3 separate regions of the Homo sapiens genome follow, and all the other regions are linked to region 1. The links are chromatin loops, found by intact Hi-C in ENCODE. Cell type or tissue: B cell. All regions are shown on one strand. Each heading gives the region's core, and the rest is flanking DNA. Links, peaks and the distances in the headings are about the cores only.

Region 1 (10,893 bases), core at 902-8,901:
TCACTAAATTCTGACTATCTAAAAATTACAGTTAATGTGTTTTAAAAATCTTGAGCTGCATGACAAGAACACCTTATTACTTGTTCTTCCTTGCCCTTGGGTTTATCACCTCTGAGATTGGGTAAAGTGGGGTGCCTTTCATGAGATGGGCAAATTGGGTTGCTGTATCCAGCATCAGATGCCTACCAATAGCTCTGCATTAAAAAAGACAAAAAAAAATGCTTTTATATCCCCTACTTCCTTGATCCTCTCCCTGACTGGAGTTTTGAGGCTGGGGCAACTATTTCTCACTCATGTGAGACTGATCTGGGAACATATCTGAGGTAGAGGAAGGAGACCAGCATAGAACTAGAAAGCAGAAAAACTATTGTAGAAAAATAAGTACATAAGAGAAAAATCATAATTCATGTTTCGGGGAAAGTTTGAAAGTCTCAAAGCACAGGATGCTCCAGGGAAGTGTTTCTGGCTTTAGGCTTTTCAAGGAGGTGATTTGTACCCAATTTCATGTGATTAAACATTTCCCCAGCTTCCTAAGGATCAGGGTTACTTTCAAAGGTAAACCTAAGAAAATAAAAGAATCGTGTTCCCTGATTTTGAATAAGTGTGTTGGTTTTTCTCTGCACAGCAAAACAAGCCTTTTATCACAACATGGAGATGCTTTTTAATCATGGCATTTTTAAGGGCAAAGTGATATTGAACTATGGATGAAACACCTTTCTAGAAAAGATGAAACTGTCGGGAATCAGAATGAGAAAAAGGGAGATTTGTTCCAAAATTGAATTTAGGCAACCTTGATCTTATTTTCCATGTCATCTTTGCCTATTAAAAATATACCTATTCCTCCTGGATACTGACCAACATGGCCTCTTGTTGCAAAGTGCTGCTTGATATGCCAGTAGGACATCTCTTCGTGATAGACGAGAGAAGCAGAGTTGAAAGCAACACCTGAAGCTTTCAAATAGGAAATAACACAAGATCAGCCCAAGGACATCTGCAAGTTAAAAAACAACACCTCTTCCAAAGACAGTTTCAAAAAAATAAATAATCATACTAGAATTGGGACTATGGCTACTGAATAGTGATGAAGATGATCAACTAAATCATTAATGCTGATGGGATGTTTACTTTTCTACTCAGACCTAGCTAGCTAGCTCAGAATTATTTGTTCAAATTGAAATTCGATTTTAAGAGGGCTAGATAAATGTGAGACTAGACGAAGCCATCCTTATTTGGTTCTAATGGCACAGTGTCTTTCTGAAGCATTACAAGTTGTATTCTTTTGTTCATTTAATAAGCACAAAAGCACGTAGAGAGCTGCAGATGAGGACACTTCTCCTTCGGCTTGTATTTGCACAGGGTGGAGTCACACAATGATTTGGGGAAGGGACTGCCCCCACCTCTGGCTTTCCTTTGTACAGTTTTCACACCTGCCAGCGTGGGAGGGTAAGCCTCTGTCCCCCTACAGATGGTCTATCAACAGGGGTCACAGCAGCTCCCAGCTCTGGACTAGGACTATGAATTAGTGTAGTTTCCCTCCAGCAAATTTTCTTCCATGGGCCCCACTGGGGCCACTAGTGGTGGAGGACATGGTCTGAAGAATCTCTCTCCTTTGACCTAATTACTTCTTCTCTAGTCTCCCCAGCTCTGTCCCTGCCAGATGTAATCCATTTCCTAAACTTCTGTCATGGGAGTCTTTCCCAAACATTGATGTGATGGAATCCCTCCCTTGCTTACAGGTCTCTTGAGCTCTCCTTAAGATAAAGAATAATCTCCTTAGCAGATATGTGTATCTTTTTACCACATTATTCCAAGGGTCTTTACAAACTCATTATCAATTGTTGAGTTTTTTGCTCATCCTTCAGGGATTGGCTCTAAAGCCCCCTCTGTTGAAGACTTTAATTACTCAACCCATCCATCCTCTTCCCCACCATGGCACCTCCATTGGAGCAGTTGTTGCAGGGTATTGCAATGACGTATCCATCTTTCTTTCTATTTTCCCATCCAGGCTGTGTAGCAATCAAAAACAGGAATGTATTCATGCCTAGTGCAGTGTTGAATACTTGTTAAAAATATATTTAATTGGATGGTAATATCTGCTTTTTTATGTTTTTGTTTCAATCTGTTTTCTACTCCAGCTACCAGTTTAATATAGTTCTAGGGTGTTATTCCCATTTCTGTTACTTTCCTTCTTAATATTTATGAATATGTTTGTTTGAACATATACTTGTTTATTGGTGTTCTCTATCAGTAAAATAAAAACTCTATAAAGCCAAAGACATCATCTCATTTTGTTTACACTGTATCTCCTATTCCTATCTTTGTACCTTCTTAGTAAATATTTGCTTAATCAAAGAAGGAATTAATTAAGAAATTCTTCAGCACAAGATGTTGAGTTATAGACACCTCACTTACAATTCTTTAGGCAATGACCAAATGAATTGCTTTTCGCTTTATTTACTTTCTTCTTGATTTTAATAATTCTTTTCTACAGCTTCCCCACTATTTAAAATGAAAAAATCTTGCATCAAGGGAAGGAAAAAAAAATGAGTGGGAAATTTACAAAGAAACCCTTTTACATGTTGACTATGGAATCCTTTTATAAATGGCTGAGTTCCCTCAATTCATGCACCAGTGATTACTTCTTTCTTCTTCTTTTTCCTACTCAGAGGTCTGCCCGAATCTGCTGGCTAAGCCGCCTCCAATACAAAGGGGAATTAATATTGTAGGACAATTAGAATTTGGTGTCCCTTCCACTGTGATGTTTTAGAAAATCAAGGTAGGGTTTTATCCCTGACCATAAGTTGAAATCTTAATATATTTGAACTTAAACTCATCATGGCCTGAGCCTATTGCATGAACTATTATCTATTATCTAATGCTACTGTGAAAAGTGACACTCTATGGCAAATAGGGGACCAAAATTGTTGCCCTCCACTTTAGTCCTACATTATATTACTGAATTTAAATCATAAGAGTTAGGGGCCAATAGTGAAGGAGGTGTGTGTGTGTGTGTGAGTGAGTGTGTGTGACTGCATGTGTGTTCAGGGATGCCCTGAAGTTAGGTGAGTGGCCTAATCCATCATGGCATCTCACAGGCACTTGACTGTATGATTTGAGGAGTTCCTGGTGAGTGAACCTGCCACAAGAAGGAAGGGCAACACAGCAATCATGGCTGTCCCCAGTAATTTTGTCCCCTCTCAGTTTCAACAGTCTTCTCTTGGCTCTTCAGATAATGGGGTCTGCCACCAATACACCAACTGTCTCAAGTCAGGTGCTGAAACAACTCAAACCAGGAAATATGAAGACATAGATATATCTCATTTAATGCTGATACCTTTAACTTTTATGAGCTCAGTTCCCTCAACAAAAATAAGTGGAGAGTTGTAGTGAGTAGAGCATGGGTTGTTGAGAGGATTCAGTGATATGTAAAGTGCTCAGCACCAGCATCTGGTACATTTCAAGTAATGTGCAGTGGTTGTTATCACTATTACTACTAGTCCTGAGGTTAGAATAAACCTGCTCTATCTTTCTCTCTTCTTTACATATAGTCTCATTAAAAACAAACAAACACTAGACTCCAGCATTCAAAACCATTCACCAGTGGCTAAGAGAACAGATTCTAGAACCAGGCTACTTGGATTTGAATCCCGGCTCCTCAACTTACTGGGCCGGTAACTTTAGTTGAATTATTTAGCCTCTTTATGCCTCTGTCTTCTTACCTGTAAAACCAGGATAAAGACTGCATTTTTTCCTTGGTATATGGTCAGTATTCACTTATTTAAAGAACTTGGGAAAGTGTACATGGTTAACATGTAGTACTTGGTAGATCTTTGCAGATTGGCTCTTTTGACCTTATCTCCTGGGACAAAACCTTGAAGTCTTTTTGCTCAGTCATGGCTGGCATGGATGCTGGATCCAGCAATGTGTACTGCTCACCTCAGACGAACTCCTATGGCTGGTGGAACTCTTGGTCTTTTCAAAATTTATTTCCTAATATTTTCCTTGCCTGTGGGCCCAGGATTAGCCCTTCTGGCTCTAGACTTCATTTAACTTCTGCAGCTGGAACCTGTCCTCTTCCCCTATTCTTTCAGGGAGACCCTCTATTGTGCTGTATGCCATCAACAAATGAAGGAAATGGAAGCCAGCTAAAATGCATTGAAACCCTGGTATGCTAGATATTTATAGTAATATGTGTTAAATTTCACAGTAACCATGAAAAATAAGTTTTATTCTAGTTTGTCAGATGTGGAAACTAAGTCTCAGGAAGGCTGAGTAATTTGCCCCAAGTCATGTAGTAAGCAAGTGGTAGAGAGAGAATGTAAACTCAGGTCTGTTTAACTTTCAGAAACTGTGCTTGCTTCTTCCCTTATATCATGTTGTCCCATTATTTTGTAAAAATGATCATAAGTTTATTGTAAGTGTATTGTATGTGTATGTAAGTGTATTGTTATTGTATTAAATTTGATTATCCTATTTTAATTTTAATTTTACATGGTTTATATGTGATCCTTCTGGAGGTGAAGATTATGGATGGGATGGAAAGGAGTGATACTACCATGAATTGAAAACTTTCGTTCTCTGTTCCTCTCTTTCTCAATCTCTCTCATACACACACCACACACACATTTACTTTAATTTATCTATATGTTTGTCTATGCATCTACCTATCATCTCTATGTATACATATTCATACATGTGCATTTATTAAATACCATCAAATATTTATTGATAATTTATTTTATGTAAAGGCAATAAAACTTTCTTCTTTACATTTTTCATTGTAACAGAAACTTAGAAAGTCTATTCTTGCTTTGGAATAGTCAGTGATTAGCATCGAGCAGGGCCTGTCTTTAGGCAAAGTCTCACTTCTGCACTTGCTTTCTGGGCTATTACCCAAGCCTAGACTCACCCTGCAGTAGGGTATTTTCTCCTTGAGAGCTGTTCTACCACAGCCTGTGTTCCCACAGGGGCTGGTGGAGGGAAAGCCCCTCTCTACTCAGCATTGCAAGTTGCCTAATGAACTTCTCACTGAATTCTTGTTTCAAATTTGAGAGATGGTTCTAATCTCAACTGATTTGTGAAGCTGAGACGACCTGATGAATACCTCTGATGTTAGTTATTTCTGCCAATTTTCTCATTGGTTAAATTTCAAGCGATGTCTACTCAAGGTCTGATATGGTTTGGATCTGTGTCCCTGCCCAAATCTTATGTTGACATGTAATCCCCAATGCTGGGAGGGGGCGCCTGGTGGGAGGTGATTGGATCATGGGGGCAGTTTCTCATGAATTGTTTAGCACCGTACCCCCTAGTACTGTTCTCGTGATAGAGTTCTCACAAGATCTGGTTATTTAAAAGTGTGTAGCACCTCCCTCTCCCTGTCTCTTGCTCCTGCTCTGACCATGTAAGATGTGCCTGCTTCCCCGTTGCCTTCTGCCATGATTGAAAGTCTCCTGAGGCCTCCAAAGAAGCTAAGAGGATGCCGGCATTATGCTTCCTATACAGCCTGCAGAACCATGAGCCAATGAAACCTCTCATCTTTATAAATTACTCAATCTCAGTTATTTCTTTATGGCAATGCAGGAATGGACTGATACAAGGTCCCACTTATTCAAAGAACTCAGTCATACGTCTGCCATGATACCCTTTCCTCTATTGGGTCAGTTGCTTAAGATTCTATCTTTTCTTCTAAATATAGCTGAAAATTATTTAAACATCACATGGAAACTATGTTAATATGTTATTTGTAAGGATTGTATGTGAATGTGAAATCTCAGAGGACAGGATGAAAAAACCAGAAGATACTCTTGGTCTTTCAGGGCTGAATGGCAACCTGGAGGCCCAACTGCAGATGAAGCCTGCTATTTGAAAACTGGAAATTAGATGGGGTCACTATCACCCCTGCATCTTCTTCCATATTGTCAATTTCCCAGAATGCTAGGTTGAACACCTAACTGCCTGAAATGGGTTTTAGAATAGGGAACAAAAATGTTTGTGTGTGTGAGAGTGTGTACATGCATACATATATAATGATAATTTCAAAGTGGAATGGCTATGATTGGTTGCAGGAGCCCTTAATAAGTACACTAATTCCCCAGGCCCCACACACACTATTTTTTTTCTGGAAGGCCATTAAAATAGGAAAATCCAGTGAGGGGAGGATCACAACACACCAGCAGTAAACACAAGCAGGGCCTCTGCAGTATTTAGGCCTCTTTTCTCTGAATAGCCCCTTCTTCTTTTATCTCTTTCACTTGTAAACTGTCTAGGCTAAGTATAAAACAAATGAAGAGGGAGAGGACAAAAGAACAGTAAAGAAAAAGTTTGAGCAAGACCAGCAATTGAAAGCGGGCAAATAGTGGTGGAATGGATGGACAAGGGAGAGCGAGAGTGGGAAGCTGTAGAGAAAGTTGAGGGGAAGGGAAGGTACCCCATATTGAAATAGGATTAATCTGATAGCATCTAGTAAACGTCAACATGTTGGGAGCAGATCCACGCATGAAAAGTTTTGTTTTTTTTTTTTTTTTTTTTTTTTTTAGATGGAGTCTTGCTCTGCTACCCAGGCTGGAGTGCAATGGTGCAATCTCAGCTCAATCGCCTCCCAGGCTCCAGTGGTTTTCCTGCCTCACCCTCCTGAGTAGCTGGGATTACATGGTATGCCACCACAGCCAGCTAATTTTTGTATTTTCAGTAGAGACAGGTTTCACCATGTTAGCCAGGCTGGTCTCGAACTCCTGGCCTCAGGTGATCTTCCTGCCTCGGCCTCCCAAAGTGTTGGGATTACAGGCATGAGCCACCGCGCCCAGCCCCACATGAAGGATTTTTTAAAAACACAAATATTTTGTAAAATTGCAAGTGGAGAAGGAAGGTAATTAGAGCAAGTATCTGGCAAGGGAAATTGGAGTAGGTAAACAGGAGAACCGCAACATCTGATTTGCCCACTTCGTCTTGTAGTTTAAGGTCAACTCTTGTGTGCATTTGGTTCCATCATCTAAAGGGAAAAATGTAAATTAGTGTTATGTATATATTGTCATGTATTAGCTTTGAGATAAAAAAGCACTCATCTTTTTTTTTCTTTTCTTTTGAGATGGAGTGTCACTCTGTTGCCCAGGCTGGAGTGCAGTGGTGCAATCTCAGCTCACTGCAACCTCCGCCTCCCAGGTTCAAGTGATTCTCCTGCCTCAGCCTCCGGAGTAGCTGGAATTACAGGTGTGTGCCTCCATCCCCAGCTAATTTTTGTATTTTTTAGTAGAGACGGGGTTTTGCCATGTTGGCCAGGCTGGTCTCAAACTCCTGACCTCAGGTGATCTGTCTGCCTCAGCCTCGCAAAGTGCTGGGATTACAGGCATGAGCCACCGTGCTCAGTCAAAAAAACCACTCTTATCTATTATTATGCCAAAAGCTCTACAGAGCCCTTAACTGGGTCAGAATCCTCTATTTTTGTTTCTATGAGTAATATTTGTTAACAATAAAATCATGTCACAGAATATCTTATGTGGAAGTGGGCAGCTTCACTCTTGAATGGCAGATACCCATCTAAATACCAAGAATCATGCTACTTATTCAAGGTTATAAACAGAGGAAGGTCATCAAGAGTGGAAGTGTCATATCCTGGAGGAAGAGGCAAGCTAGTTTCCTTGTCATTGTATTTGGACTCCTCAAAGTGAAACATGGTAAGGTTTATACAGGTTTTTGTTGATTTGCTTTTCATTGATTTTACTCTTTGTCTTCAACAAAGAAAAAGAAGCTGTAGGTTTATCCCTGTCTCTGCAGCTGCAATTGTGACTTCCTTGGAAAAAAAAAAAAAAAAGCCAAAAGGACAGCTCTTTACCGATTAGGAAGTAGAAAATTTGATAGCTTCTGAAAATAAATGCCTGTATTCCATTTTCTGGCAGGCCGCTGTGGTTCGTCTTCTGCCTGGGAACTGGATAAAAACATCAGTGAATACCCCAAAGGTCAGAATTTCAGAACTGCTGCCACAACTGTATTGTCACCAAGTAGTCACCATGCTCTCACTCACTCTCTTTTTTTAAGAGGCCTGGTCATGTCCGGGGGAATGCCAGGTACATTTTTCTTAATGTATGAGCACAAGTTACATATAACAACCTAACAACACAATACTGCCTCTTTAATGCTAATCTATTCCTTGCAATCTACTAGATACATGTAGAGTCATTGGTGTGTATCAAGAGAGCAAAATCAGATTCTGAAAATATCTGAAAGGATGCACTAGAGTGTACATAATAATGTATTTTAATCTGCCAGGCCTTAAAATTAATCATGAATTCCCACAGAGATTTTAATAATTTTGAAATGATGTTTTTTTTTTCTTCATAGAGTAATATTCTTGGACAGAGTTTTCTAAATGCTGCAAGGGTAAAAAAAAAAAAATATAGGTGGGGGAGGGGGAAGCAGGGGCAGTTTCTCGTTTGCCATCTTAGAGGAGATGTGTTTACCAGGGGAACATGTTTTCTTTTGCTCCTAACTAAAAGGCAAGGTAGGTGTTTCAAAGAAAGGCTTTATCACTCCATAAAAGCTGACAAGTCTCGGGAAGTTTATTAGGGGTAATAATGTGCATTTGTTAAGCAGTGGGAATAGTCCTGAAGCAAAGAGGTCCATTCTAGCGAGGGGGTGGATACCTCAGCAGCATTACAGAACTTGGCCATCAGCAGTTTTCAGAGTGGCACAGGAGGAAAACCTTGGTGGTCAAACTGCAATAGGCTCTGGAAAGGGTGACCATATTATTTATTGTTTAAACTGGGACTTTTGAGAGGGAAAATAAAAGTAAATAATTACCCTGGGGTATATGCTTACTTTCAGTTCAAGGGCAGGTAGCAAAGGTCTGGATTTCAGGTTTCTGATTTAGCAGTGGCCCCTGCCTTTCAAAGAGGGGTGGTCATGTCTGTTTCCCTTACTGCCCTAAGATGCTAGGCCCATAAACTGTTTAGGCTCTTTGAACTTTATCCAACAAAGGTGTTATGTAAAATTATAAATACATAGCATTGTTTCATGAATAATAAACAACTAAAAATATTATGACCTAGATTGATGATTTTTCAGGGATATCCAGGGTACCAGGAAAAAAAAAATACGTTCCTAGAGGTATGCTGGACTTTCTATATCTTTTTAAGTCTCCATAAAATACCCTATTCAATGCTAAAAAAAATGTGTACACATGGACATACAGAGTAGACTGATAGAAAATGGAAGCTTAGCAGGGTGAGGAGGTGAGAGGTGGGTGGATGATGAGAAATGACTTAGTGGGTACAAGGTATGGTATTCAGGAAATGGGTACTCTAAAAACCTTGACTTGACCACTACCCAATCTATGCCTGTAACAAAATGGCACTAGTAACCCACACATTTATACAAATAAAAAGATAAAATAAAGTACCCCATTACAGTGTCTGGCTACAAGGAGAAGGGAATTTTTCTTGTGATCCACCAAGTTTTAGGTAACTATCCCTGAAATGCAGCTGTCATAACATGTCTTCGTCCCTTTTCTACCCATCCATTAAAAACAAGTGTACTTAATTGTACACTTGAGTGTGTATTTAATTTCCTCCAGTCCCCATGTCCAGATTTTTCTAAGAGTTGAAGTAGAGCATATTTGTTAGAAGTAGGCAGAAAAGATTATTTTACCTGAGTTACATTACCTTCAAATAATTTGCAGGCTGGTAGAATCAGGAATCTCACTAGTGTGTGTGCTCCTTTAAGAAACTATTTTATTGTTCTTTGGGTTGGCTAGTGGAATAAAATCGGAGATACTCATTTGGCCTAGCCTACACTTCCCTTCCAGATTTCCCATCTTCCACTATCCCATTGAATCAGTGATATTCATTGCCTTAAGAGATAGTTATTGAATGGAGTACAGGATACAAAAGATCAGAGAAAGTGAAAAAAAAACCACAAATCCCTGGCTTTGAGTTTCAAAGAAGGCCTCTGGAAATTCCCAGTAGAGGAAATGGCCTTGGGAGCAAATCTTTTCATCTTACTAGGAGCAGGCATTTTGGAATAAAAGGCTAAATCCCCAGCTCAGCAGCAGTTAATGCCTTAACTAGGAGTGCTTCCCAAACTGGAAGGGGCACAGGAATCACCCGGGAGCACTGTTAATGCACAGCTTCCTATTGGGCCTGAGTGTCTGCATTTCTAATAAGCTTGAAAATACTGCAAGCTACTGGTCCCTGGTTTACATTTTAAATAACAAAGCCTAAAATAATAGTTTGGAAAGTGAACAAGTGAAAAACCTAATTAATCAGACTAGAAACAATACTTTACTGTTTGGGAAGAGTTGCTTTGAGAGCTTAGCTTGTCCCTATGAAGACAGCTAAGAGAAGTCCCTATAAAAGGGCCTTGTGGCTGCTATGGTGTGGGGCCCACAAAGAAGCGGCTATGACAGCAACCAGGCAGGGCCTCTTTGGGAAGTCCTCTGGGGCACAGTGCAACAACAGTGGACGCAAAGAAATGGCTGCCGGGAACTGTACAAATGTCCTGAGCTGGCATCTTTCCTATGCCTGAAGCCACCCAGAGAGGTGGGAGAACATCCCTAAATTTCTGTGCTTCCTGAGATGGGTGTGGAATGCTTCCTAGCGGGCTAGTGAAAGTGGCGGACGGAGCCCTGGAGTTGCGATGTTGGGATGCAGAGTGACTAGGAGAATCTGAGCAGCAGGGGCCATGTGGATACCTGAGTTTTTCCAGGTAACAAAATCAGAGCAAAATGACCAAAGGCAAGACAAAGGAGTCACTTCTCATCAAGAGTCTCATCTCATTGCAAGGATGGAGGATGCCTATAGCCCTCCTGGAATGTTAATATCACTCCAGGGAGAAAAGGAGCATTGATAGGCCTATAAATGGACTGAGCTTGCCTGAAAGAGACTGAGACAGCCCTGAGGTGAC
Region 2 (10,893 bases), core at 1,074-9,073, 110 kb before region 1:
TGTCCACTTTTAACAGTAAGTCCTCTATTTCAATACAAGGCATTAGTATCCTTTTTAATTGCCTTCTGATTGTAGGATGTAACTATTTGACTCCCATATCGGTTGATGTAATTTTGTAATCAATGGTCCTGTTTCAGATAATAAACAAATTGTATTCTGAATGGTTGAATAATTTCTGATACAAAATTTAACTACCTAACAATTTTTAATCTGAGGGTATCAAATTGATATAAAGGGAAGTAACAATTTAGAGAATGCATGGATACAAGTTTAGTTTGCTTTGTTAAGGTTATTACTCAGTTCTTAGAAAGAGAACCAACAGAAAATATTGTCCTACATTTAATGAAACACTTTCTAAGCACCAAAACCAGGAATCAAAACTGTATATTAGGAAATGTAATGGCATTTTAATTATTGCAAGTCATTTTAGCAGATAGATAATTAGTACCCTTGATGTTTAAATAGATTTTTACATTAATTTATGAGAAATCTATAAATAGACTATGTTTTGTAGTAAATGAAATCTTAGGTAGTCTCCTGTTGTTTATAAAATATAATTTCTTTAAAACTACACTTCGATATGGAACCCTACATGGGACGTAATAGCTAGTTGTTAAATGTTTAAAAAATATGATTACTTTCATGAATGTATTTCTATTACAGGTGTTTTCTTGGAGAAGGTTCAGTAAACTTTTGTTATGTGCAATAGTAATGTAGATTAATGTATTGATGAAGTACAACATTGAGCCTTTCTTTTTTCATAATCTTAATTCATTCAACTTTTAATAAGCATTTATTCGTTATATTGTGTGAGGTGCAATGAAAATGTAAAACATTAGTTAATTTTATCCAGTTAATTAATATCTAATCCAATTTGATTTATTTGGGATAATTGCTAAATTATACATTAAAATTTCAAACTGTAAATAAAAAGAAACTATTTGGGTTACTTAAGCTAAATTTAGACTATGTCTTCTGTTATTTACATTTAATATACTAAACACTGCATATCATGTCGCTTTATGAAACTAAATTTTCATGCTTTAGATGATGTTAATATTGACTTGTAGAAAGATTAAATCAAGCTGATTTAATCTATCCATCACCTCACCTCTTTATCATTTCTTTGTGTTGAGAATGTTTCAAATCTACTATTTTGGCAATTTTGAAATATGTAATACTTTTTTACTAACTGTGGTCACGTTGCTGGTGCAATAGATCACTAAAACTTATTCTTCCCGTCTAACTGAAACTTTATATCCTTTGTCAATCCTGTCATCTTAAATTACTTATGTGTGTATTTGAATACAGAGTGACAAGTTTCTTATTTTACTTATTGTCCTTATGTTAAGTTTGGTAAAATGGAATATGAATTTAAGTGCAACTGGTATACTTAGAAAAACCAAGCAACAAGAGGGAACATTTTATATTAATTTGAGTATTTGTATAAAGATTTCATACTTGGGTTCCTTTACTTTTCTAGGCTTAATGAAAACTCAAAATTAATAATCTTTAAAATGCTTAAATTATGATTATATTAATATCTCTACTTTCTATAGATAATATACTCTTAAACAAGTAAATTCTCTTTTGAAGTTATTCTATTTGCTTATACTTTGTACTTATTCCAAAAGACTGGTCAATTTTACATTTTCATCTCCTTCTCTGAATTTAAGAAACTCTTTTATATTTAGAGTTTAAAAACTACAGGTGGATAAAAAGTAATAAATACAAGGTCCTTCTATTCAATTGTCTTCAATGAAAGTGATGTAATCTCAAAAACAATTGGTTAACACATTTATCCCCGTTAAATGACACATAAGGCTAAGGGAACATTTTTATATTACACTGATGCTATAATAAATGGGCTGATTTAATATTGTTGGTTGCAACTTACAGCATTTCTGTCTACTTTAAAGTTAGGAACTTCATGGTTATTTTGGCATTCTTCCTATGAATTACAATTAAAATAATGTAATTAGTCTGTAAAATTCAAAATGCTACCTTTACTAATAAAGGAATAAAACCTAAATTATATTACTTTGAGGTCAATGATAGGTTCGCATGAACTATTTGCTTTTCTATATCTTTCTCTTTTAAAAGAAAATACAGTTTTCTTCCTACTGCAGAAGTATCAGATTCTTGCAGCATCCATGACACTTGTAAGCATTCAGTGGTCAGACACCACTACATATCCTTCAAATGATGTGGCCCAGTGAAGCTGGAGGGTGTCGTCACGGAGCCAGGCAGCCTGGTATCTCAGCCATCCACCAGGACAGAGCCAGCAGGCACTAGCTGGTGTGCTGAATCTTGACTAAAGTGGGAAATGGATTTTGCATTTTGAAAGTCAACTCTTCTAACATTGAACCTTAGGACATACCTGTTAGATAAAAGTGCATTGAGGGCTTCAGAAATTTACTGGATCAAATTTATAAAGCTCCTCTGCCAAAATTACTCTTAGAATAAGTTAAATCTTAATTTTATTATTCCTCTGGGTTTCTGAATTTATACCGTGTTATACATATTTTTAAAAGTATGAGTAAATGTATGTTCAGAACTATAACTGTGTTGTCTGAATTATTGACTATGTGTGATATATGCTAAATGAAGTATACTTGTAGGTCATTTAAAAGTGACAAAAATTTAAATCACAGAATATTAATCACCAAGGCCCATCGCCCATCACACTGAGTTTGCCATTTGGATCTTTAGACAAACGAAAAATTCCAATAAAATAAAAATACGTTTCATGTTTTTTTCCTCATTGGCCTCTTGTGCTCACTGTTAAAAGCACACGGGGATTTGGATTCTTGTTTCTTCTATTGTCCTATTATCATCTTTTGACAACACGATTCGTTAACTCATCTCCCACAGATGTTAGAAAAATGAACTTACAGGGTTTTGTTACAAGTTCAAGATTTCTCATGCCTCCTGTTGGCCTCTCCTTAACACAAGAGCTGCCTAAAAAAGTGTAGAGAGTATCTTCCATTTCTTTAAACTTTAGTTACCTAGGTCTGGTGGAAACATAATGACACACACACACACACACACACACACACACACACACACACACCATTTAATTCTATAAGGCTGCACAAGGTGGGCCCCATTCTTTAGACATCATTCTGACTGGGAAAATGCCCTGCTAGATTTTCAAACCATGTACTTTGCTACACTTTGTAACACTTTGGTGGTTAGGCTGGAGTAGCCTGGCATCTGGAATCATGATGTTTTATCATGAGAAACTGAGAGGATACTGTTTCTCTTTTCTAAAAAGAGAAAGAAACCCTTTGCTAGGGCTCATTAAAAATGGTTTTAAAATTGGAGCCAATAAAACACGATTGTCAATTCCTACAGCCTTTTTATCTCAGCAGCATTTTTAAAAGGCATCATTTCTCTCTCCCCTGAAATCCTACTTGCAACACACACAGCCACATTTCTAACTAGCAACAACAGAGGCAGCAGCAACTCTCCAACTTCTTTGTCACTGGTGAGCAGGCACACAGACCAACTGGAGCTAGAAGCCTCTCCACTCCTCCATCCCAATTTTCAAGTGCACTCTTCTCAGAAATGGGAGTTGCTAGGCAAGATTCACCCCATCACCCTGAAATCTCTTGCTTTACTCTCCTTTAAAAGTGAAAAGGAAAGGCTTTCCACAACATAGAAAAGTTTGCCTGGGCACATGATACCAGCATTTCCAATAGTGACCCTAATAGACAAAGCATTTTGGAGTTCTGACATCGACAGGGAGCAGATCCCAGTCATGAAGAAACAACTTGAGTGTGTGACGGCAAGACCATGAAAGCCTTCCTTTGCAAGCATCGCCTGGGCTCTTCTGCTCACCCAAGGCAGAACTGAGGAGGGGTGGGGTGGGCATTCCTCACCACAGGATCCTTTTTCTTGAGCAAGCCCATCTTAAGATTTGTAGGGAGAGCTGGCTTAGAGAGACTTCCAAAGCTACACTTCTAACTGTCCTGGCCTTTGGCCCCATCTGCCTGTCAATTTCAGTCTGAGTCCACAATTCCCATGTTTACGGCTCTGGGGATATCTAGAACCTCGGCTTTGGAGCGCTCAGGGATGCTGCTAGGCCAGTTCCCTATTGACCTTTCAGGGACTCTGAAATCAACTTTCCTCACACACTCTGAATTGTTTGCGTTTGTTTTCATCCTGCCAGAGCCACCCGCCCAGGCCACCCATCTCTTCCCTCCTCCCTGCCCCCTCCCCTCCCTCCGGCCTCTCTGGCTCTACCCCCCCCTCCCCCGCCCTCCTCTTTGTTGTCTCCTACCTGCTGGCCAGGCTCTGCCTGCAGTGCTGCCTGAAGGGCATCAGGTGGTAGTTCATGGCGTCCAGCAGCAGCTTCTGGCAGACCGGGTCGGTTCGCATGAAATCCACTGACTGGACCCGCTCCACCAGCTCCGGGGCCGGGATGAGGGCGAAGCGGAGGCGCTTCATGAGGTCAGGCGCATACTGCATGCGGGTCTCGCGGTCGTGCTCCAGCCACAGCACGGACATCTGGAAGAGCGCCAGCTCCGACTCCACGGGGGGCGGCAGCGAGTCCAGCAGGGCGCGCATCTCCTCGAAGTTGAGCAGCAGCACATCCTCCACCAGGTACTTGTTGGCCAGCTTCTTGGTCTCCTCCAGGCCGTGCAGCGCGGCGATCTTGCACACCTGCTTGTAGTTCTGCACCGAGATCTGGTCGTTGAGGAACTGCACGCAGAGCTTGGTGACCTGGGGGATGTGCAGGATCTTGCTGACCGACAGCACCTCCTCCACCGTGTCCAGGGACAGGGTCACGTTGGCCGTGTAGAGGTACTCGAGCACCAGGCGCAGCCCGATGGACGAGCAGCCCTGCAGCACCAGGTTGTTGATGGCCCGGGGGCTGGTCAGCAGCTTGTCGTCGGGGGAGGAAGAAGGAGTCCCGGGCTCCTCCTGCGGCGGCGGCTGCTGCTGCTGTGACGGCTGCTGCTGCGGCGGCTGCTGCTGGTCCTTGGGGGCCCCCAGGCCGTCCTGGCCGCCGACCCCTCCCCCGAGAGGGGGGTGGCTGGAGAAGAGCGATCGGAAGTACTGCGAGCAGGAGGCCAGCACGGCCTTGTGGCAATGGAACTGCTGGCCCTGGGCCGTCAGGGTCACGTCGCAAAACAGCTGCTTCCTCCACAGCAGGTTGAGGCCGTGCAGCAGGTTGTCGCTGTGGCTGGGGTCGAAGGTGGAGGTCCTGTCCCCGGATCTGGACATGGCGAGCTGACTCGGTGCACCTGGCTTTAAACCCTCCTCCAACCTGGCAGACAGGGGTGGGGGATGGGAGGGAGGGGAGCAGGGTGGTGGAGCGGGTGGGGTGTGGTCGGGGTGGGGAAGGGTGTGGAGGGGAGGGGAGGGCGAAGAACAAGAATCAAGGCTCAGCTTGACTCCCTCCTGGCGCGCTCCGGACCCCGACCCTAGGAGGAAAGTCCGAAGACGCTGGATCCGTGAGCGCCACCAGAAGGGCCCTGTCTGGGGTCCCGGCGCCGGTTCTGCGCCCTGCGGCTCCTCTCGCCACCTCCCACACACTTCGTCCCTCACTTTCCTAAAACCAACCACCTCAGCTCGGCTGTTGGCAGCAACAGCAGTGGCAGCAGCGACGGCAAAGTGGCGGCTGAGGCCGAGGCACCTCGTGGGCTCGTGTCCATGCCGGGCCAGATGAAGGGAAAGGCCGGGAAGTGGGGAGCCGGGGGTGCCCTGAAAGCTCAGAGGCGACCGACGGCGAAGGTTCCAGGTCAACTTGTGCCCGAAGCTTTGCTTTTCGCAGTTGGCCCAGTTTGGGGGAGGGGGTAGGAACAGGGGCCCGACCAGCGTGCGGGGTGTGCGAATCTTAGCTCTCCAAAAGCTGGGACCCCCTTCGATTATCCATGCTGCCCCGAGAAACTCCTAGGCTAATAGTCTGAGGGAGGAGATAAAGCCCTTTCTTCTCCCGGGAAAGTGCAGCGGAGCGCGGTGAGGACCCGCTCAGTGGAATCGGCAGAGGCGGGAGCTGTCCTTATCAATTCGAGCTCATTTCCCTCAACCTGGCCCTGCCCGCTTCCCCGCTTCGCAAACTGTTGGCTTCCCCGTCACCACTCAGTTTGGCTAATTTTCCAGAGATGGCTTTAAACCTGGCAGGAGAATCCTTCCACCACCGCCACCCCCACCCGGTGGCCCCCTCTCCCCCGTCTCGCTCATTTCAAAGCGCGGAAGTTCAGGCATCAATCTCCCCTTCCAGCGAGGGGCGGCACCGAGGACTCAGGGGGAGGAAGTGGGGCTGCGAGGACGCGTTTGGAGAGGGAGCCGGGAGGCCTGGAGGCCGGGAGGGATTCGTGTGCACGGTTTCCCCTCCCGGGCACCAGGCGCAGTCGCTTTAACTCCAGTAACTATGAGAAGTTCAAGTTAGAAGGCAGGTGTTGGGGGAGGGGTGGGGGCTGTCGAACGAGCGGGGGGGCGGGGGAGCAGTGGGGTGCGGGGTCTCTGCGCCCCACCCAGCATCGTCGCCTGCAGCCGCAGCTCCCTTCTGACCCCCTCGGTAGAGCCCCCAGCGGCCCCCCACTCGGGCACCCCCACTTCCCCGGCCCTGGAACTACTTCTGTAAAAAGTCTGAGCCGCCCGCATCTAGGCAGAGGAGGGCAGGGTGGGGGAGGCGAGGCGAAATCGATACGCCAGGTCCTTAACCTGTAATTGCACCTTCCAGGGCTGAGCAGAAAGGGACCCTCTGCTTGCATCCCGCCCGCGCGCCGGCCCGCCGGCCCGCCGGCCCGCCCGCCCGGGGGAGAGCCGCCGCCGCCGCCCGGCTCGGAGGGATCCCGGCGGACCTGCCCCTTCCACTGCGGCTCACTCTGCCCTGCCTGGCGCCGGTCCTGGATCGCCGGCTTCCTATTTATACCGGACTGGGCTCCTTTCGACTCACTTTACCATCCCGTTCCAGGTGGACCCTACCCTCCCTCGCGCTCCCTCCGCCGGCAGCACCCCCACGCCCGCCCCCAAAGCTCTGGCTTGCCTGAAACATCTTACAGAGTCTCTCTCCCTTTAAGAGGACCCGGTCATACCTCTCTCTAGCTCTCTCCGCTTCGTTGTCTCCCCCCGCCCCATCTTTTCCTATTCCCCTTCCTTCTTGTTCTTCTCCCTTGCCTTTCCTCCTCATCTGCTTATTTCTTGCAATAGGAGTTTTTTCTTTATGAGCGTTTGCCATACAACTACCCCCCCGCCAACCCCTCTGAAAGACTCCCTCCCCGGCCCTTCCCCCTCCAACAATCCAAAAGACAGAACAAAATACACACAAGGCAGACACAAGGCCAGAAACTTACCTGTTCTCAACCAGCTGCAAAGTCAAGGCTCACTTAAGCTCCCCCCAAAAATCAATTGTCCTTCCTTTTTAAAGGTTTGCTGTCTCCTTGGGAGGGGGAAAACACCTTCTGGTTCCCAACTCCAGGCAGTCACTCTTTACAATTTATTTTGTCGTACATCATTTGATCACCATGAATTAGCAACAGCAAGAAAATGTAGGAGAGGGAGAAAAGAGAGAAAGAGAGAGGGAGAGAGAGAGGGAGCAGAGCTTTCTGCAAGAGAAGAAGAAGAAAAAATGTACGTGTGACAAATTATGCTACCAAGAAACAACACATCATTATCCTTGGGCCTGGGGCTCAGTGAGTCGTAACGAGAGTAATAGGAAATCCACGGTTGGGGAGAGAAACGGTCGTGCTTGGCCAGTAGAGAGAGACCATACAGGGGGATGGATGCTGGAGAGACTCGCAAAATTATGGCTCAAGGCTATTGTAAAAATTGTCGAGCGTAAATGACTGCGATTTCAAACATCTTTGGAAGAAAGAAGGGGAAAAAGCGAGCCCCCCCTCCCTCCCTCTCCCTCTCTCTCCCTCTCTCTTCTCTCTCTCTATAAAGAACCGTCAAGTTTTAGTGCGCATTGCTAATTAGTCAATTTCTCTCTGCCTTCACAGGCTGGCGACTTCGCTGCTGAGCTGAAACTGCTAATTTCTGTGACCAGCTTTTTTCTTAGCTGTGATCTGGATGAATGAGTAGCTGTCTCACAGAGATGACAAAAATAAACTCTAATCCCCCCCAAAATTTCCACTACATCTTTCTCATGCATAGATTTATGATCTTCAAGTGCTCTGTGCAATATGCAAACTTTTTTTGTGTCTGTATATATGCTGTTGTTTCCAGATTTCACTACATTGGTATGCTGCTTTTCCCTTCCCCCCACACCTCCCCCCCACCCCCAGCACTGTGAAATGCAGAAACAGTCTGATCTCAAAGTATGCTAAGACACTACTTTATTCTGTTTTGGTATTTGGGGTTTGGGTCTGTCCTGAAAGACACTAGCCCTTGCCTAAAAGGTGAGTGGCTGAGGATACACACCGGGGTGGGGGAGTAGAGCTGGTAGACAGAATAGAGGACAGCCCTTTGCTTTACATTTGCTTCCCACAAGGCACTGTTCAAGGTTTATGATCTTATTTGAAAACATATTTTCTCTATCATTTTGTCTGGTTAAACAACTGCCTCTGAACTTCTCTGTCAGCTCTTCAACAGATAAGGGTGCAGAAGTCACGTTTTTTTTTTTTTTTTTTTTTTACTGAAAGATTATCATATTGTTGGATTTGTATTTCAATTAGGAGTCTTTGATTTGCAGGAGCTAGAATCAAGTGCTAGGAAACCCAGCCGCAATTTCACAAATGTAACCTTTCAACTTTAGAGCTCATCTGATATATAAGGGCAACCACATAGTGCTCACATTTTTGACCCTGCTTAGCATGCAAAAGGAACCCCAGCATGTTTCTGGAATTTTAGCTGTACCAGAGATTCATGTGCATTTTGGTAGAGGACATGTTCTCCAGACTTATCTCATGATGTATTGCACCCTTATGTTTATAGCCCTGCATTTCGGTTGTCAATGGGGGTTGGAGGTGTCCAAGAAAGAAAGAAAAAAAAGAAGCAGAAAAAGGAAGGTATGCCCTTGAGTAAAATGAACACGAAGAAAGCTGGACATGAACTAAATTGAGCTTTGTTTGCTATTAACTATATGACTATGATTCATTCTAATTTATATGTGCTCTGATTAGTAAACTTATTAAAATACGTATCAGGGCACCATTGCAAGACATCTATTCAGACCCCCCATCATCCTCTTTGATTTGTGAGAGATGGAAAGACACCTGCTTAGGAAAGGGAGGAAAATTAAAAATTCTGAGGTTCAGAAATAGGGATTCCCCATTTACAATGATAACATTAACGTGCACATGGGATAGTCACACTTAAATGAATTAAGAAGGATCAAACTGAAGCATTTAACCCTCACAAAGCCCCCCCACTTTTTTTGTCAAGGTTCTAGATTATCTGAGAGTAAGACTTCTTTATTCAGATCCTGTTGAGATGCTGCATTCTCATATTTATGTTTATAGTGGAAATGCCCCAATACATGATTAAATCATAGAAAAGAATTTTGCTGTTGTTGTTGTTTAGGGCAGAGGAGAGAAAGACAACAGATTATACAATTCTCCTGGCCCTATTATTGTTTTGATTTTTGTTTAAATTTCCCTTATTTGGGTGTTGAACAGGAAGATCATGTGACTCTAAGATAGAACATTTTTGGAGTTCTGTGTCACTAGCAATTAAAGCTATCAAGTATGTGGAGTGTCACAAAACTCTCATACATGTAAAGTGCAATTTTTATATTATGATTTTGATGTTGATCTTTTATGAACTTCTCATGAAGTATTTGGAACTAAGCCCAAAGGCAATAATAGTATTGATCACTTAAATTATGGCCACCTTCCTGTTTTATCTTGAAAGAATTAAAGTATGTTTGTAGGCCTCAAAATAACTTAGTTTCAAATTTCTATTTTTTTATGGATAGGATATATTGACCACTAATTATGATTACCAGGCTCTTTATTGCTTCCAAACAATATAAAAGCCACATTTCAAAAATTTTAGCTACCTATAATTTTAATGCTTATTTAACAACTAGGGTGGAAAGGGAAGAGAGTGGGATTGGGAGCTGGCAATTCTAAAATGGCTGTTGAAGTGGATAAAAACATTTTCTTCTGCATTCTAAAGTTATCTGATAATGTTTAAATTTCAGAAAAAAATACAATTCTGGTTATTGTATAAGCAATTAAAAAAGAATATTGATAAAGGGTCCCTTCATAATCTGTGCATAAACTAGCATATATGTCATGTAAATCTCACACCTCCAGTATCTTATACTGGCTTTGACTGAAATTATTGCAGAACTCACAAATGAGACGACACTATTTACAATAAATCTCGTTATGAAAGATTCAATTTGCAGCAATCAGATGCTAGCTACTAAGCGATTTTAAGTATTTGAATTTTATCCTACTTCAGTGTTCAACATACAGAAATTGCATCTGTGTGTTTGATCTGTCCTGCTGAGCGCTATCAGCAGCTTGCATCTCTGCCACTATTGTTTTTAAAATGGCAGGAAGGACGTGACTAGTCAGGAGCACTCAGCAGGATGGATTTCACGTGGCATAAGAGGAGCCAGAATTGTCTTTTTTAAAAAAAAATTAAATATGATTGTGTAGTCATCTAATGCAAGCCATCTTCATACTTCGATAGAATTATCAAAATTATTCATTAGTGAATTTGCATTTAAACCATGTACAATGGAAAGATTCTGAAACTATGGCCACTGAGCAGTCTACTAGAGCTGCCATTAGTTTCTAGTGGTCTGGTCAGCCTTCAAGGTGGCAGAGATCCAGGCCTATCAGTGGTTCCAGTTGCTCAGGATCATCTCACTGGACTGGAGGAACTGAAGATTATCTTTAGAGCAGTTCTAGAAATGTTTTGCTGCTTAACATATAGGGGCAGCCACACTGAATCTTTATTTTCCTTATTCTTGACTTTTCTGCT
Region 3 (10,893 bases), core at 2,055-10,054, 120 kb before region 1:
AGTTTATACTCACTGCATTTCCCCCTCCTTCTCCACCTCCCAGATTAAAGCTTCCTTTGGTAACTAGGAGCAGTTGAATATCTTCTTTGCTTGATTACCTGTATAATCCCTAATTCTAATACCTCCTACTTAGCACCTTTCTTCTGAAGAGCATAAATTGCAATGGAAATAGCATCTCATTAATCCTCCCCACATCCCTGTGAGGAAGTTGCGTGGCAAGCATTAGCTCTCAGACTAATCCTCCTGCCTGCAAGTGGGATGCAGGGTCCTGCTGCTCTCTAGCACAGATGCTTGCTACTGAGCAAGCTGGTGGGGACAACCAACATGTGTGTGACAGGAGAAAGCTCTTCTCTTTGTTCAAGAGAGATGTGGTTCTGTGCAGCCTGCCACAGTGGAGCCATTCAAGCTCTGTATAGCCTAGTGACGAAAGGAGATAAAGCATCACTCTCAGGCTAGTGATGGACTCGTAAGTAATGCCTGCATTTAAACTCCTAATAAAGCCCAATTATTAGACTATGCTGCCTCCTGAGAGCCAGTCTCATTACTGAGACTTCGTCCTGTCTTTTTCTTTCTCCCTCCCATCTGGCTGGCTTTTGGAAGAGATAAGAGTGACTTTTTGACCTAAGGAAACTTTGGCACCTGCTGCAGAAGAAAAAGTGCAGAAAGACACCAAGGTCACAAAATAATAATGAAAATTCAAGTTCAGAAGGATGCAACATCTTTCCACTAAAATTATATCTCTGAGAGAGTGAGACATAATGGTAGAAATGAATATTTTGACAGCAACCTGACATTCTGAAGAAAGGAGTTCAGCCATTCAAGATGATGCTGAGAGGGACAACAGCCTCCCGATCCAAAGTCCAATTTCATTCTTTACTCTAACTCCAGGGAGAGGTTCCCTGTGGGGAAACTGTGAGGCTCTTTCGGAGGAACTGGAGCCAGCCTCCTGCCAACCAGGCTGTTTCCAGTTGGAGAGTCACTGCAGGAGTGGCCATGCAGGGAGATACTGAGAAAAGTTAGTAACAGGATAGATTTCTCCAGGCTTCTCCCGGAATATTCATGGCAACAAATAAGTGTCCATTTTCAAGAAGGGAGTTTCAGTGGATTCCTTCTAAAAGGACTCAACGTTTATTTTTAGGGTAAGAAAAATGCTATGAAATCATCCTGGGGCAAAGATAAAAGAAGAAGGTTATCCTTATTTTTGTGTAGATCTGCAGCAAGGGAGGGAGGCAGGCCCTGGCGGGTGTGTGTGCTGAGGAGACAATGAGGTGTGGCTTGTGGAATCCTGCTTAGGGACACCCTGCTGCTGTGGGTGAAATGGAATCTCTTATCTTCCTCTGCTTTTCCTCTCCCTCCTTGTAGGGAGCCAGTTCTTTCTGTTCTTTGCTGTATCACCAACCCTCGAGGGACCATGGTGCCACAATGAACCCTAGGTGGAGGGCTCCGTGGTGTCTAGGAAGCCCTCCAAGGTCATCCCCCACTGGAAAGGGCATTCACAGAAGCCTCTAAGACCCACCCAATCAGCTAATCTGGAGCAATATTCTTTTCATTATCAGATCTTTGACATGCAGCAACAAATTATTCTGAAAAGTTTACCATATTCTCTGAAGCTGAATTGTGGATGCTATACTGTGTGGCTTGAATTATTCTCTAGTGCAAATTCTGTAGTGCGCTAGGGACCCGAATTTCATCTCTAGGAAATAAATCCCCTAGAATTTGGTAATTCCAGCAACTTTCCCTATGACTCATTTCCCTTTTTCTCATATCAATTAATGAAATTTCTTTTAATTTTGCAAAAATTTTTCCCCATTTTTTAAGAAATCACTATCAGTATTTTCTCCTATCTTTTATAGACATGTAGCAAATTCAAAAAACAGAAGCAATTATTTGTTTAGTTCCATGATTTTCAAAATGTGGTCCAAAATCTACTGGTAGCAGAACTACCTATGATGCTTGCTAAACATGCAGGTTCTTGGGACCTCCTTTCAGATCAATTTATTTAGAATCTCTGGGGTGGAGCTAGGGAAGATATATTTTGTTAAAAAGCTCTATGTTTGATTCTTGAAAAAGCTACTGGTCTAGGCAAGATCTTCTGGAATTGAGGAAAAAGGATCTGAATTTTTTTTTCTCTACTAGCTTTACATTACTGGAAGAGCTATTTATACACTGCTGACTTGGATAACTGTTCAGCTGCCTAGATAACTTTGCTTGTATGGATCTAGTTGAAAAGCAATATTTCAGTTAATTTCCCTGTTTTCTAATTTTGTGTCTTAAACGTGGCTTTGTTACGGACCAAACTGTGTTCCCTCCAAATTCATGTGTTGAAGCCCTAACCCCCAAAGTGACTACATTTGGAGATAGAGCTTTTAAGGAGGTAATTAAGGTTAAATGAGGTCATAAGGGTGAGGCCCTGATCCAATATGACTGATGTCCTTATAAGAAGAGGAAGAAACACCAGATCTTCCTCTGCATGTAAGCACAGAGAAAAGGCCATGTGGGCATACAGCAGGAAGGCAGCTGTCTACAAACCAGGAAGAGAGGCTCCGCAGAAATCAACCCTGCTGGCACCTTGGTCTTGAACTTCCAACCACCAGAAATTGGAGACAATAAATTTTTGTTAAGCCACTTGGAGACTTTAGGGTTTAGAGTTTCCTTCACACACACACACACACACACATGCAAATGTGAAACACTTTCAAAAAAAACCTTTCTAAGGTGAGATTATTCCTTCTCTTAATAGGTCAAAAGAATGACTGTTTTCCTGGAAGTTGGACTGTCAGTTTGATTAAACTGATGGAAGGCTTGAGGGGCTCTTTCCTGCACAAGAGGTGTCCCTTTTCCTGGGATAGATTTTTACCTAGACTACTTGCTGTTGGTTTCATTTGCTGCTCCTTAACCCTGGAAAAATCCCAAATCTTGAATTTATTTAAGTGCCTTAAGGGTGGTGTTTAAATATTTCAGTTTTGCATTGCATGTCTATTTTCTCTTTTCAATTTTGAATACAACAATGCCAATTGAAGTTTGTCAGGATTCTAGGTGTTCTGAAGTGACTGTCTAGAATTAGATACCTTCTCTACATGACTAGAAGTTCTGCCAAGGGAAGAAGATATCTTCTAAAGACAAAAACATGTGACTAATTTCTAGAGGTTTTCTGCATTCTTGGGATTTGTTGAAAATGCATTCTACAACCTGTGAAATTATCACATACTTTTGATAATACCTTGTCTCCCTGAAATATAAAGAAACCCACACTATGATCCCTACCATCTTGCACTCAGAGCTGTCATAGTGGCTCAGTCTTCTTTCTTATGTATCAAAGATGTAAATCTTTTCAGAGAAAGCAAGAATTTGATTGTTCATGAAGATACATAATCAAAATAGAAATTGTTCTACCCAGCAGCATAAACATTAAGCCCAAGAAACAATTTGTTGGCCAATCTTCCATATCCACACACTAGAAGCGACAATGAAGTAACAGTACCCAACTTACTAAGAGTAGTAAAAGTAATTTCTCTTCAAGAGCAGCAGTAGCAGCAGTTTTTGTCCTTAAGGAAAACTGCCAGGAGACTGTAGCAAAGGAAAGATGAAACTGGATAAGTTATTCTCATGATAAATTTAGCTTTTCCGTGTCGGAATCCACTTGGTGATATGTGTGGTGAAGCCCTCCATTGAATCTCAGCCATGACTGAAAATCCCGTGCTTTGCTGTTTCCTGCTGATCCCCACAAGGAACGTTTTAAACTGAGAGCTGCTGTTTTTTGTTTTGTTTTCTTTTGACATGCAGTACTTCTTCTTCTATAGTGCTTCTTATCAGTTATCATGTCTTGGAAGTCAAAACAATTTCACCTTATTTCCTAAAATAATTATTGTATTAACATTGCTTGAAAAAAATATTTCTTATGTGTCTTTAAGAAAATTTAAGTAAATAAGTCGAGTAATGAAAATATTTTCCTTGAAATGAAAGATTTGCTTATCCAAGTCCAGAATATCATTTAAGAAATATGATGCCCAAGTCAACAAAGCTAAAATGATCACATGAAAACAAACAATACCAAAATCAATCACAGATATTTTTCTCTGCCACACCAAATACCAAGATTTTTAATAATAGTCATAAGTGTCATATAAAAGCATCTAGAGAATTTTGCACTGTACATCTGCATGCATTTTCTTTTCATTTTGCAAATAGTATAACATGTTCCTGCAGAAGGTGGCCTCAGCTGTGATCTAGGTACCATAAGAAGCCCTATGATGCTTACAGGATATTTATAACTTAATCATAAACAGACACATAGCACAACTAAAAATAAAATGGCCAAAGAATTTGAATAGACATCTCTCTCTCTCTCTCTTTTGTATCTTTTTGTTGTTTTTTTTTGTTTGTTTGTTTTTAGAGATGGTGTCTCGCTCTATTGCCCAGGCTGGAGTGCAGTGGACCGATCACAGCTCACTGCAGCCTCAAACTCCTGGGTTCAAGCAGTTTTCCTGCCTCAGCCTCTGAGTATCTGGAACTATAAGCATGCACCACCAGGCCCAGAGACATTTTTCAAAATAGATATGCAAGTGGCCAATAAGCACATGAAAAGATGCTCAACATGATTAGCCATTAGGGGAATGCAAACCACCATGAGATACTACTTCACGTCTATTAAGATGGTTATAATGAAAAAGACAGATGAGTATTGGTGAAGATGTGGAGCAATTGGAACTGTCATAAACTGCTGGTGTGAATGTAAAATGGTGCAGCTGCTTTGAAAAGCCATCTGGCAGTTCCTCAAAAGGTTAAATATTTGTTTAATGTTAACTGAATTAATATATGAGGCAGCATTCCCACTCATAGGTATATGCATACCCAAGAGAAATGAAAACATATGTCCATACAAAAAACTTGTATAGGAATGCTCAGGGCAGCATTATTCATAATAGCAAAGAGTGGAAACAACCCACACGTCCATGGATAAACAACAAAATGTAGTTTATCTGTACAATGGAATATTATTCAGCCATAAAAATAAATGAATTACTATTACCTGTGACAACATAGATGAACCTTGCAAATACACTACATGAAAGAAGCCATTCAAAAAAACCCACATATTGCATGATTCTATTTATATGAAATGTCCAGAATAGGCAAATCTCCGGTGACAGAAAGTAGATTAGTGGTTACCTAGGGCTGAAAGTCGGGCGGATGATGGTGGTGGTGAGGGAATGATTGGTGATTGCTAACAGATATGGGTTTTTGGGGGAGGGAATGATTAAAATGTTCTAAAATTGTGGTGATGGCCACACAACTCTGTGAATATACTGAAAACCATTGAATTATATTCTTTAAGTGGGTGAATGGTATAGTATATTAATTACATCTCAATAAAGCTGCTCAATGTGAATCTACCATGGGTTTTCTAAATTTTCTGATGGCATGAATAGATCAAAAGGATGGAATAAAATTCCAGGATTGGCTTGGGATCTATATATCACTCAAAGGTGGATAAAATGAACATCCACTTAACATGATGGCTAAAATGGATAATGCTTCAGCAGAAGCATAATCATTATCAGAATAGTGTCAATACTCACGTTGTGGAAATCCAACTCTAAACATTTTGTATGGAAGTGGAAGTCCTAACAAGTGAACAGAAAGGCAAATATATATATAAATGGAACTATTCCTATAAAAATCCAAGCTATCAATCATTGAATATGTATAGCCAGGCACTATACTAAGTGATGATGTACACACATTATTTTAACATTTAGAATTGCCCTAATGAAGTGGGTATTATGATGTACATTTTATGGGTAAGGCGTCTGAAAATTGGTTAAGTAAATTACCCAAGGAGAAGCAGCTTGTAAGTGGTAGAGGTGAGATTTAAACTAGCATTTGTCTAACTTTCAGGTCTTAATTACTACACAATACAGCTGTTTTAAGATATCTGCATTATAACCTTCTCTCTCTCTCTCTCTCTCTCTCTCTCGTCATTTTGGAGTGAATGCTTATGAAACCTTAGGAGAGGGAGATTACAGGAATTGCCACTGACAATGGTGGTACAGTTGCTATAGTAACCAATCCACCAAATTCATCTGTGCTACTGGGCACACACTTCTGCCTCTGTAATACACCCATACTGACTGGGATCTCTCACTGTATCAGTGAACTCCTGTTAATGCATATGAAATAGAAAGTGGTGAGGGCCTAGTGTACACCTGATAGCATTAAAGTGTTTTCTTCAAAGTTTCCCTCTCTGACTCACAGGTTTACATTCCCTTTTTTAATCCCATCGCTTTGCACAGGATGCTCTGATGTGGTTGGTTTTGAGGGGTGCTCAAAATCAGAGCCAAACAGCCCTCTGTTGTTTTTGTTCTAAGAAGTATTTACAAATATGACTATTTTCTTTCTGGTGACAAATTGACCCTCCAGCCTAATAATTCCTCACTCAGCACCAGATTGTGAATTGTGGACCATCCCACCCTGACCCTGACATTCAAAATAGACTTTATCTGATAAAAAAACACATCTCAGAAATCACTCTATAGAAAATTTGAAGGTAGCACCCAACAATATGTGATTGGACTGTGTACACACAGACATACACACACACACACACACACACATATACACACACACACAAACATGCACATCCATCTTTCCATATTTTTCAACAATGCCTCTACATTTTCAAGGACTTTTCTCAGATATTGCTGCTTTCTCTCTTCTTCCTCCTCTCCATTTCACTGGCCTCGCCTGTCTTCAGAGGCACCTGAAGGCACATAAGGCAGGGAAGTGAAACCGACTGTAATTCTTCAGTTCACTTCTCTGCAGCCTCCAGTGAGCCAGTCTCCATACGGTGGCCCAGCTGAGCTCTGAGGAAGTTCAGAGTCCCCGCGCAGGTGCAATTTACCAACCCCTCACAGGCGCTCTGGGAGCAAAGAAGCCAGACATATGCATGTGAAAGGCTTTGGGAGCAGCAGAAAAGAAAGCCTCTAAGCTTAAGTTTATGAGATTAAAAAGAAGAGGAACTCTCTTCTATGAAAGGAAAAAATGAAAGACATTTATAACTCAACCGGCCATCATTTTCCTTTTGAAGAATGAAATATAAATTGCTGAGAGCTGTCGAAAATTCTAATGTTCCCACTTCCTTCTGATGCCCTTGGTTTCACCTTTGGTTCCCTCCAACTTCATTCCTCTGGTGTTAACAGTCTCTGACTATTTCTGTGCTATCAGTGATATCATGAATATGTCCTAGTGATTTTTTGATAGGCAAAAGTGCATTCAGGTAAATTTTGCTAAATATGTCTTTTAAAATTAATAATATACAAACTTAAAACAGCATTTTATGTTTAGTTTTTCTACAATCTCAGCTGATCTTTCTACAAATGCTGCTAAGTATTTAGAACTATAATTATTAACCCATTTTACTGCTGCAGGACTCGGCTAACGTGGAGCCAGGCCACTCATTTAGGTTTATGATTTCAAAGGCAGCAGTGTTTCCACAATAGTATTACTTCTTTTTTCAGTTCAACTGAAAAACATGCTGATTTTTCCATTTTAAAATGTATCTATGCAGTAAATAATCCTTAGCAGGGCCTACAACTTCCTGTATGATTTGGACAACCCCTCTTGCCACAAATGTAGCCACACATCCTTTTTTTTTTTTTTTTTTTAAGTTCCTGGAAGGTGCCAAGCTCTTTTCTGCCCAGGAGTTTTGCAGGTGGTCTTCTCTCAGCTTTGCCTCTCCAATTGCATATTTTGCCTTCTCCCCAGGCCTATTACTTAGAATGGCTCATCTTTCAAGGCTCATCTTATACCTTTGTTGCAGAGAAAGTCTTCTCCAGTCACTCGGATAAGGTTACAGCTGTCTGTTATAGGGTGTCCCAGCCCATGCCACTTTTCTCTTGTAGGTTATGTATTGCCAGTGTGATTATTTTGTGTTACTATTTACTCTTTCTCTTTTTACTGTAAATTGCATGCAGTCAGAAATGTGGCTGTCTTGTTCAACTCTGTATCTCAGAACTTAGCTCAGAGCTTGATGTACCATATACGTTCAATACAAATGTGGGGGTTATTCCATAGCACAACTTCTGATTAGTAGTAAATTGCAATGCATCACTCCAAGTTTCCACTATCAGTGTGACACAGTCATGGGCCTGCATTTAGAAAGCTGTCAGAGGTCCTGAAGTTCTCCTTGCTTCTCAGGTCTTTTGCCAGGTCAAATTACATGGGAATTAAGATGATTTTGCAATGAATGCAGTTATATGTTTATCTCCTTATATTCACAGAATGGGTTGTCCCCTTTGAACTCCGAGACTTCTGAAACTACTGCATTACCTAGCACAACAATGGATTTAAAAAAAAAACAACAAAAAATCTTATTAACTCAGATTACATATACATAGTTATTGAACCGAATGGTATTATAGGCGGTAAGGTACCATGATTGACATTTTTTTCTTGTGAAAATATTTTCTTTCTTTTGAGGACTGACTTTTTTTTTCTTTTTAATGAAATTCTGTCTATAACTCTAAATTATATAAGGTTGGGTATGCCATGATTTAAGTGTTTCTTGATTTGTTCTTATCTTGATTTGTAAATGTTGAACACCTAATTTCCAGTCTTTAGAAATTTCTTGCCCATCTTCTTTTTCTTCCTTTTTCAGATAGTTCACATTCTTAATAACTTGTTTGATACCCCTTATTTCCTTGCATTTTTCTTACTTCTTGTTTTTTCTTCTTTTTCTCATTACCCTATAATTTATTTTCTCTTTTTACGGTAGGCATTCCATAATACCTTTCTGCTTTACTTCTAGTGTTGCAAATAGTTCTAATCCTATTTGCATTAATATTATTTGTGAAGAGATAAACCTCTCTGCTATTTACAGTAAAATGAACACACTCATTGTATCATCTGTACTACAACAGATAGCCTTTCTCTGGTTAAGTGATCCTCCTACCCATATCAAAATAGTGTTTTTTTGTTTTAATTTAAAGAAATCATCATTAGTAATGCCTGTATTGTGAATTATCTTGGAAATCAATGGAAAGGACATGGAAAATGAACATGTTTTCTGAATTCTAAGTGAATGAGAGAAGACAAACATTTATGATCTAACAATTGTTAAATTGATTTTCTTGAAACAAAATATAAACAGAATAAATTTTCAGTTAGAGAGGTCTTATTTTGTTATTAAAATATACAGGTATTTTTATAATTCCAACTTCTACCTGGTTATTTAATCACCTGAAAGTATCCCCAACATGAATAGTGTTTTACTGTCACAAAAACAAATCTGACACCCCTTTAGTACTTCAGTGCACAGAAATCCAGGGAAACCAACTTTTGGTTCAAATTCAAGCTTCAAGGTTTTTTTTTTTTTTTCATAGTTAAACAGAAATTTCTTATTTTTCTTTCTTTTCTTTATTTAAAGTGCATTGGCTCATTCTATTTTTAGTAAGTCAATATTATAGTGCCAAATCTCAGCAACTTATTATTTAGCCCCTTAATTCAGAACTAATAATTAAGTGCTGTAGACCAGAAGGATAGAATTCTGGCTTTCTAATGTCTTCCCCTCGTTCTTCATTGGTTGAGTGGCCTGAAGAAGAGTTAGATGGCAGGAACTTTTAATGACTTTTGTGGTGTGATAAAACAGAAGTGGAAGGTGTAGATAAGAGTTTGTCTTTTGTAAATGCCACATCTCCAATATATACTCATAATGGCAGGGTTATTTCCCTGGTGATAAGGACCTCTGACTCAACACTATTCAGATAATTGGGTAAATTACTTATCTTCTCTGAGTCCCAGTTTTCTCATCTTTAAAAAGGCTTAAAGGGTGCTGTAAAGATTAGAAACACTGTAAGTGATAAGTCAAGCTTGTGGTAGTTGCTCAGACAGTGATAGCTACTATTATTATTGGCCAACAACAGGTTGTGTGTATGTTTGCGTGTGTGTAATCATCTTTAAAATTACCTATATTTTTATTGCACATTAGCTTTTTTGATTCACACTATACTGCACCAACCTTAAGTGTCTATCTCAATTATATTTAAGACCAATAGCAATTTACAACGAACTCACATTTTTGGATCAAGGTCAGGCACTGAGTTAAGTGCTTTGGTTACACATATTCAGAGAAGTCACCGTCTATTGGGGTCTGAGACAGACACATAAGACAAACCTACAATGGGGTAAGTATTTCTCCAGAGGTTGTTCACTTTGCAGAAGGCAGGCAGGATCTATACTCAATCCAGTTGATCCACTCATAAGTCAGGAATCCTGACATGCCCTTTGATCAAAGCAGCTGGAGATACAGATTGACACTTAGAAAAATAATTGTTCACATGTTCATTTAGTTTAGATTAGTTTGCCTAGATTAGTTTGCTGAATATGTGCCCGTTAACCTCAGAAAAATAGTGTGTTAAATATACTCGCCTATTTTGATTTCCTACTCGAAATGATTAAAATATCATATAAACAATATTTAAGCCTCTTCTGAATAATGATGACCATTCTACATTAGGAGGTTTTATATCCAGTATGCTTGAAAAAATGAGAAACTCATCCATTGTTTTAATTAATCACTATTTAGCTTCCGAGGATCACTATTCAAATCCTTAAGTCATATTCTGGATAAATTAACTTCTAACTTAGCACGGTAGAATTATTTAGACTTGAGTTCTTTCCAAATGGAAGGATGAAGACTAATGGGGATTTTTTCCACTAGAATAAGGGCAAATTGTTTTTGTCCATTTTCTTCACTGATATATCCCAAGTGCCTAGCCTAGTACATGGGTTGGCAAACCGTGGCTCACAGTATAAATCCAGTCCATGTTCTATTTTTATATTTTTGTATAGCCTGAAAACTAAGAGTGTCTTTTATGTTTGTAAGTGGTTGAAAAA

What was found. Peaks named below come from ENCODE experiments on the same cell type or tissue, not always from the same donor. Only the 100,000 strongest peaks of a DNase experiment are listed, where the experiment ranks them.
Region 2: it touches region 1 in a loop (1.9-fold over the local background); 2 of 110 quality-filtered maps call a loop at or near these places.
Region 3: it touches region 1 in a loop (5-fold over the local background); 2 of 110 quality-filtered maps call a loop at or near these places.

What each region holds. Positions count from the first base shown.
Region 1 is chr18:32,879,810-32,890,702 of GRCh38, forward strand. It overlaps LOC105372058 (a long non-coding RNA gene), which reads left to right. Exons shown (of 10, transcript XR_935361.2): 4 at 7,893-7,952. Among named protein-coding and RNA genes, the nearest start is that of KLHL14, 110 kb to the left of the region's middle. RefSeq lists an enhancer at 7,066-8,265. In B cell, for the core only: no CTCF peak of the experiment used is centred there; DNase peaks (open chromatin) are centred at 1,422, 2,656 and 4,932; H3K4me3 peaks cover 542 bases; H3K27ac peaks cover 5,026 bases.
Region 2 is chr18:32,765,360-32,776,252 of GRCh38, forward strand. KLHL14 (kelch like family member 14) reads right to left here and starts at 7,664. Exons shown (of 9, transcript NM_020805.3): 1 at 7,308-7,664; 2 at 4,286-5,275. The coding sequence starts at 5,232. LOC105372055 (a long non-coding RNA gene) reads left to right here and starts at 5,317. Exons shown (of 2, transcript XR_935342.4): 1 at 5,317-6,928; 2 at 7,956-8,082. In B cell, for the core only: no CTCF peak of the experiment used is centred there; DNase peaks (open chromatin) are centred at 4,622, 4,822, 6,722, 8,042 and 7 weaker places; H3K4me3 peaks cover 6,725 bases; H3K27ac peaks cover 6,939 bases.
Region 3 is chr18:32,753,749-32,764,641 of GRCh38, forward strand. The region is part of intron 2 of KLHL14 (kelch like family member 14); the gene reads right to left. Among named protein-coding and RNA genes, the nearest start is that of KLHL14, 14 kb to the right of the region's middle. In B cell, for the core only: no CTCF peak of the experiment used is centred there; DNase peaks (open chromatin) are centred at 6,173, 6,823 and 7,743; H3K4me3 peaks cover 2,330 bases; H3K27ac peaks cover 6,832 bases.